Linked DNA regions of Homo sapiens: region 1 is linked to region 2. A link is a contact called in ENCODE Hi-C or POLR2A ChIA-PET data. All regions are on one chromosome and are shown on one strand. Each heading gives the region's core, a stretch centred on a gene start or an enhancer-like site at or near the end of the contact. The rest is flanking DNA. Distances are from core to core; before and after follow the strand shown.

Evidence for each region. A loop is a pair of places that touch in the nucleus more often than their neighbours do. ChIA-PET counts read pairs that join two places held with the same protein, here RNA polymerase II (POLR2A). Pooled maps may share reads with other maps.
Region 1: a loop to region 2 is called in a map of endothelial cell of umbilical vein, with 7 times the contacts of the local background. The contact joins the enhancer-like site here to the promoter of SLC38A4-AS1 in region 2. A Hi-C loop is called at or near these places in 39 of 168 maps with a recorded cell type or tissue (A673, CD14-positive monocyte, IMR-90 and 24 more) and 25 of 50 pooled maps. POLR2A ChIA-PET finds 5 or more read pairs at or near these places in 18 of 52 experiments (AG04449, AG04450, BJ and 13 more).

The regions. Positions count from the first base shown.
Region 1 is chr12:46,560,992-46,564,674 of GRCh38, reverse strand. The region is part of intron 3 of SLC38A4-AS1 (SLC38A4 antisense RNA 1); the gene reads right to left. Among named protein-coding and RNA genes, the nearest start is that of SLC38A4-AS1, 180 kb to the right of the region's middle. Within about 2 kb of position 2,319, at least 8 of the 41 ENCODE cell types and tissues checked have a DNase peak (open chromatin) inside an H3K27ac peak, as active enhancers do; they include A673, CD14-positive monocyte, PC-3 and 4 more, where a contact is called at or near this core.
Region 2 is chr12:46,381,390-46,385,003 of GRCh38, reverse strand. It overlaps SLC38A4-AS1 (SLC38A4 antisense RNA 1), which reads right to left and starts at 1,328. Exons shown (of 4, transcript NR_125380.1): 1 at 1,309-1,328. RefSeq lists silencers at 1,323-1,392, 1,543-1,902 and an enhancer at 1,457-1,964.

The sequences.
Region 1 (3,683 bases), core at 1,070-3,569, 180 kb before region 2:
AAATGGTATGGACAAAGACAACAAGAACATTCACTGGGGAAGGGACAGTCTTTTCAATAAACAATGCTAAGAAAACTAGATATCCATATACAGAAGAATGAAACTAGACCCCTACCTCTTACCTCATACAAAAATCAACTCAAAATGGATTAAAGACCTAAATGTAAGACCCCAAACTATGAATGTACTAGAAGAACACACAGTGGAAACACTCCAGAACATTGATTTAGGCAAATATTTTATGGCTGCGACCTCAAAAGTACAGGCAACAAAAGCAAAAATTAACAAATGTGATTACATCAAACTAAAAAGCTTCTGCACATAAAAGGAAACAATAACACTGTGAAAAGACAATGGACAGAATATGAGAAAATATTTGCAAACTATTTTTCTATGAGGGAATTAATACCCAGAATATACAAGGAACTCAAACATCTCAACAGCAAAAAAATCCAAACAATCTAATTTTAAAATGGGCAAATGATTTGAACAAACATATTTCAGAAGAAGACATACCAATGGCCGACAGGTGTTTGAAAAAAAATCCTCAACACCATTAATCATTAGGGAAATGCAAATCAAAACCACAATTAGGTACCCCAGTTAGCATGGCTATTATGCTATTGTCAAAAAGACAAGAAAACAAATACTGGTGAGAATGTAGAGAAAAGGGACTCTTAATCACTGTTGGTGTGAATGTAAACAGTACAGACATTATGGAAACAGTATGCAGTCTCCTCAGACAACTACAAATAGAACTACCAAATGATCCAGTAGTCCCACTACTGGGTATTTATCCAAAGGAAACAAAATCTATATATTAAAGAGAAATCTGTACCTCCATGTTTATTGGAACACTATTCACAATAGCCAAGATATGGAATCCACTTAGGTATCCAATAACAGATAAATGGATAAAGGCTACATGTTTTCACACAAGCTAAATAAATAAATAAATAATAATTTAAAAAAATTTGATCTCCTAGGAGTAAAAAGTAGAACAGAGGATACTGGAGTCTGGCAAGGGTAGGGAGAGGTGGGGACATGCATGGATTTGTTAAAAGATATAAAATTACAGCTAGATAGGGGGAATAAGTTCTAGTGCTCTATACCACTATAGGATGACTATAGATAACAATAATGTATAGGTTCAAATAGCTAGAGGGAAGATATTAAATGTTCTCAACACAATAAAATGAAATTATGAATATGCTAATTACCCTGACCTGATCACTACACATTATATATATATCAAAACATCACAATGTACCACATAAATATGTACAATTATTATATGTCAATTTAAAATTAAATTTTAAAAAAAGAAATATTGAGAGGGATGATAGTGATGGTTGCACAACAATGTGAATGTACTTAATGCCTCTGAACTGCACACTTAAAAACAGTTAAAATGACCAATTTTATGTTATGTATATTTTACCATAATAAAGAAAAACATAAAACTTCCGTAGAAGAGTCTCAACTGAGTGCATACAGAAGTCATTTACTGTGTTCTGTTTGTGTTCTTGCTGTGTTCCTGCCCCTCATTATTTCCTTGCGCCGCAGAGAAAGAAAGAGACTGAATAGAAAGCCTGTTGCATTTGTGTTTTTTCCTGTGTGCCAAATGCATGAATCAACTACCGTTTCCACTTGATGTCACACAGGCATCTGAAACTCAAAGTATTGCACAACTGAATGCATTGTCTTCTCTCCCATGCCTACTTTTCCTCTTCTATTCTTTACTTATATTGGCATCAAAATTGTAAAGTAAAACCTTTGGCTTTAGTCACAGACACTTGTATTTCAAACAACCACAGTCCAGCTTCCCAAGATACCGCAGATGTGGGTTCCAGCAGCACATGGTGTATTGCCCTGTATCTCAATCATCAAATCAAAAAACTGGGGAGCTATACTTGATTTCTCATCTACTCAGCCCTGCATCTCATTCTTCAAGAATAACTGACTCTACCTCCTCAGACCTCACAGATCTGCCCCACTTCTTCATTCTTTCCAGTATTACTTTAGCACCTAACTAGTCTTGCTATTGTTAGTTTTGCCTTACCCTAATCTATCCTTCAATGTGTTATCAGAGTGACCTTTCTAAGATACAAATATGTGTAGGTACCTTTCATGTCTGAAAAACTAAACTAAAGATGCCTGCTGCTGCCATTGTAGCAACTCCTATTCCAGGAAATAGGAACGTAGATGGAAAGAACATAAAATAGGAACTGAATGACATGCAATATCTGTTGACCAAGATTACATCACTCTGGTAACATCCGTATGTATCACTGATGAAGCATTTATTTATTTATTTTTCAACCAATTTAGAAAGTTTATTTTGCCAAGGTGAAGAACACGTCCATGACACAACCTCAGGAGATCCTGGCAACATGTGCCTAAGGTGGTGGGGGTACAGCTTGCTTTTATATATTTTAGGGAGATAAGAGACATCAGCATATGTAACATTGTCATTGGTTCTGGTAGGGGGTTGGGGTTCCAGGTCATAAGTAGGTAAAAGACAAAAGGTTGCATTCTTTTGAGTCCTTCATCAGCCTTTCACTGAATACACAATGTAATCTGGCTCAGTCAATCTGCATTTTTACATAAACAATAGGGCAGAGGAAGCAATCAGGTATGCATTTGTCTCAGATGAGCATAGGGATGACTTTCTGTCCCACACCTGTGAAGATAAGCTATTGGTTTCCATAGCCAGGGTGAAATTCAACAGAACAGAGCAATTCTCCTGTCTCAGCCTCCCAAGCAGCTGGGATTACAGGCGTCTGCCATCACGCCTGGCTAATTTCTGTATTTTTAGTAGAGACGGGGTTTCGCCATGTTGGCCAGGCTGGTCTTGAACTCCTGACCTCAGGTGATCCACCTGTCTCAGCCTCCCAAAGTGCTGGGATTAGAGGCATGAGCCACAGCACCCAGCCTGTAGCTGTATTATTGAGGAATAAAATGGGAGGCATGTTTGCCTGATGTAGTTCCAGGCTTGACTTTTCCCTTGGCTTAGTGATTTGGGGCTCCTGGGGTTTATTTTCCTTTCACAGTGATATCTATTTTTTTTTTTTTTGGTTGTTTTTTGTTTTGTTTTGTTTATGAGGTCAGTCTCGCTATATTGCCCAGGCTGGTCTTGAATTCCTGGGCTCAAGCAATCCTCCCGTCTTGGCCTCCTGAATAGCTGGGACTATAGGCATGCACCACCGTGTTCGGCTTCTTTAGTGATATCTTCTGAGCACACAAAGCACCAGCTAACATTAACATGCTCATGATTTTGGCAACCCCGCCTAGGGGTAAAGTGTGATGAAGCATTTATAAGTTAAATCACCTCTGTCATAAATTGGTCTCACAGAATAGTCCTTTCTTTTTTTACAGTCCATTTTTTCCCACTTATTTCTATTCTTAATTTCAAAAATATTTAATTTTCTAATTATATTTCTCACACATTCAAGAAAATAACTTGGAATCTAGAAATAAAATGCAACAGCATCTGTGATATCATTAAGCAGTGAGCACATCTTGTAAAAACAGAGAAAGTTACACTCCCAAGGTCTATGAGCAGGTGCAATACACCTTGGCTGCTGAAACCCACATCTGCAGAGTCATCGGAAGCTGGACTGTGAGTGCTTGAAGTACAAGTGTATGTGACTAAAACCAAAGGTTTTACTTTACAATATTCT
Region 2 (3,614 bases), core at 79-2,578:
ACCAAAATGTAAACTTAATATTTCAACACAATTAAATTTATTAATAAAGAATTTCTATTGCATAGTGAACAAAGCATTGGATTTACCTGACAGTTTGGGGTCAAATTCCAGTTCCTCCTCTTAGAGAAGGAATGGCCTTGGGCGAGTTATCTAACTTCTCCAAGCATCAGTTTCCTCATTTGTAAAAGGTCAATAATGGGGTAAGAATAGCCCCTACCTCAGAGTTGATGAGAGAAATGAATATGCACACATTTACAAAGACCTTAAAGTAGTGCGTACCCTAAGCCTTATATGAAGATTATTATTCTTTCTAATTACAATAATTCTAATTGCAGAAATCTATGCGAAAACAATACACAGTTCTGGCCAAAAGAAGTTAAAACAAATGTGAAAAATAAGCGACATCCAGAAACTTCAGCAGCTCCCTTCTGTCCTATGCCTCAAGGTACCAGAGAGGGAAAAAGACCCCCAGGAGAGGCTGTGAGGAAACCTGAACTGCAAACCCACCACGATGTCTTCCTGGGAAAGGCAAGTTGGTAAAGAAAGATGTGAACTCTATTTCAGGGTAGTATGTTTTTTTCATTTGCTTCCAAGACTTTGATGGAATGACTTGAGAGGAAAAGTTCACAATTACTAGAAAGAACCTAAAAGGACATGAGAGATGAAACCGTTGCAGTATTTTTGAAATAAATGTTTTCCTGCAAGAGCAGAGTCATGGGCGGGGTGTCTGTGTAATATCTACTCAACACAGCCGAAGGGTAAGAGGAAATCTTGGTAAGCCGACTTCCAAGTCTTAATGGGGAACCATACGGAACCAACTGCACGCCAAATCCCACGCTCACCGAAGCTTCAGGGATTTTCTTGTGGGTCTGGGGGTTTAATCTGACAGCTCCTAGAGCCTTCAGGACTTCCCGGGCACAGATAATGGGCCGCGACTGCACCCCCGCGTCCCTCCTTGGGGCGCAGGCTTTCCACAGCTACAGTTCTCCACGTCAGCAGCCACGTACACAAGCGCCGGCAGCTGCCAACAGGGCGTGCCCGCTTCCAACCCTGCACTCTCCCAAGCAGGACATCCCTGCACCGCCCGGCGCGTTCGCGAAAACTCCGCGGGGCCTCGAGGCGTCCCGGGATTAGCCCTGACGCTGTAGGGCTCTCTAGGTTTTCCACGACGCAGGGGAGCGTAACTGGAGCGCACCCGACAGCCTCTCAGCTTGCCCAGGCTCGACTGGATGGGGCTTTGCTGGACCCCCGACCCGACCCCCACACACCCGGGCGGCGGGGCCCAGGTACCTGCCAACGCCTCCGCACCTCATCGTCCCCTCTGCTTCCCCTCCTCCCTCTCCCCGAACCCTTCCCCCCTCCTCCCCGCCTCCTCCCCGCCTCCTCTTCGCCTCCTCCTCCACCTTCTCCTCCCCCCGACCCCTGCTCCCACTCTTGGCTCCAAGTCCGCGCGCGGGCTGGGGAGGCGGTGCCGAATGAATCACCGTCACGTGGGTCGCGGGCGCGCAGAGGCGGGCTGCGCCCGGGCGGCTCTGGCGCTCGGAGCGTTAGTGGAAAATTTCCGGAGATCTACTGGGGCTGCGCGCCGCAGGCCCCGCCCGCCGCCTCCCCGCTCCTTCGTATCCCCACCTCCTTTTCCCCCTCCCTCCTCCTTTTCTCTCTTCCCCCGCCGTTTTCCGGTCGCAGCCGGGCCCCGACATTGCGGAGGTTCCTTTCTCTCCGGGGAGCGGCGCTGCGCACGCCCCGCCCGCTGCAGCGCCCCAGGCTGGCGCCGCCAGACCCCTTTGCCCTGGGGCCGCCAGCCCTCGCTTCCTTCGCGCGGCTCCAAGCCGCCACGCGGCCTTGCCCCCGACCTTGCGTGTAGCCTGCTGGTATCCTGAGAGGCCAGGAGCGGCGTCCTGGCGCCTCCGCCTTCGCCTCTGGGGCGCCGCACCCCCGCCACCTCCGTTCCGCATTGAGTGAGACCCCCCACATCTCCGGGCGGAATGTGAGACAAAGGGAGAAGACGGTGACGATGGGCGTCTTGTCTTCTCATTTAGAATTACTGCACCGCCGTTTAAACAAAGCACATGCAAGGCCAATTGTGTTTTACCCACTCCCACTTAACCACTGAGAAAATAAGCTATTTTCTCTATCCCATAACATTCTCCACTTCGTTTTCCCAACCACGAACAAAATTTATTCCTGAGACAGCAACTTTGAGGATTTCGTTGACCTCATCCATGTAGAAGTGACAAATGGTTACACAACAAAATTGTTTCACTCAAAGGGGGTTGTTGTGTACGTGGTTCACCTCAATAAAACACACATTTAACTGTTTCAGCAACTGTTTAGCCCTGGACTGTCGCCCGGGTTAATGTCGCTGAATGGGGTGGGGGGTTGAAAAGTGGCATTAGCGCCACGTGTCCCAAGACGAAGTGACATGGAACCGGAGGCAGGTGCCTTAATCAGTCACGAAGTGCCAACGATGTCAGTCAAAACAGTTGGGAGTTTTATTGAGTAAAGATCTCAGAACCAAGCCCATATATTAAATGGTTCCCATCTAAGAACCAGAATTGCAGGTGTGTTAATTTTAATAAATCGTTATTTCAGTATCTTAGCCCTGGGCAAAGAAAGATCCGGAAACTGACTGAAGGCCAGGAATGTAGGTTCATCGTGGCCTACGAGTGCTTTGGGTAGCACACCTTCTTTCAGTCACTGTCATTTCTCTTTAGACAAGAAGACCCCTAACAAGTATTAAAATAAAGGTATTTTTTAATGATCCTGTTTTGGAAAATTGTAAGGATCTGAAATTTTTAATTTTTTAAAACAATGGAGCACTTCAATAAAACTTCTATTTTCTTTACTAAGAATATACACAGCTTGTTTTTTAGCTTAATTCTTGATTGTTGCTGTGACCTTACCACATTCTGAATAACCTTAAGCATGTATATGAGAATCGTATCTGTGATTTTGCTTTCACATTTCACTTTCCAAGACACTTATTGGTAATTAGCAGGTGTCAGTTTACCTAGCCAAAGAACCATTGTCTATAAATCCTTCATCTCTCTGCCATTGTTTTCTTTCACATTCATTGGCATATACTACACCTAGCAAAATAGACCATTCCAGGGTCAAATGAAAAGGCCAACAGGTAAGTATCACAAGAAGGTCATTAGTCAAGCCGTTATTTCCCCTCTTTTATTTGGGAAGGAGATGGGAGAAACAGAGTTCTGATACTAGGTCCCTGGAAAGTTCTTCAGTCTTGACAGAATTGGGTATGTTTGTACTAAAGTATCTGTAAAACTAAATTTTTTTAAATTTTTTGTTGTTGTTTTGAGACGGAGTGTTGCTCTTGTCGCCCAGGCTGCGGTGCAATGACGCGATCTTGGCTCACTGCAACCTCCGCCTCCCAGGTTCAAGCAATTCTCCTGCCTTGGCCTCCCAAATAGCTGCGATTACAGGCGCCTGCCAGCACACCCAGCTAATTTTTGTATTTTTACTAGAGACGGGGTTTCACCATGTTGGCCAGGCTGGTCTCAAACTCCTGACCTCAGGTGATCCGCCTGCCTCGACCTCCCAAAGTGCTGGGATTACAGACATGAGCCATCGCGCCCAGCCATATTTCTAAATTT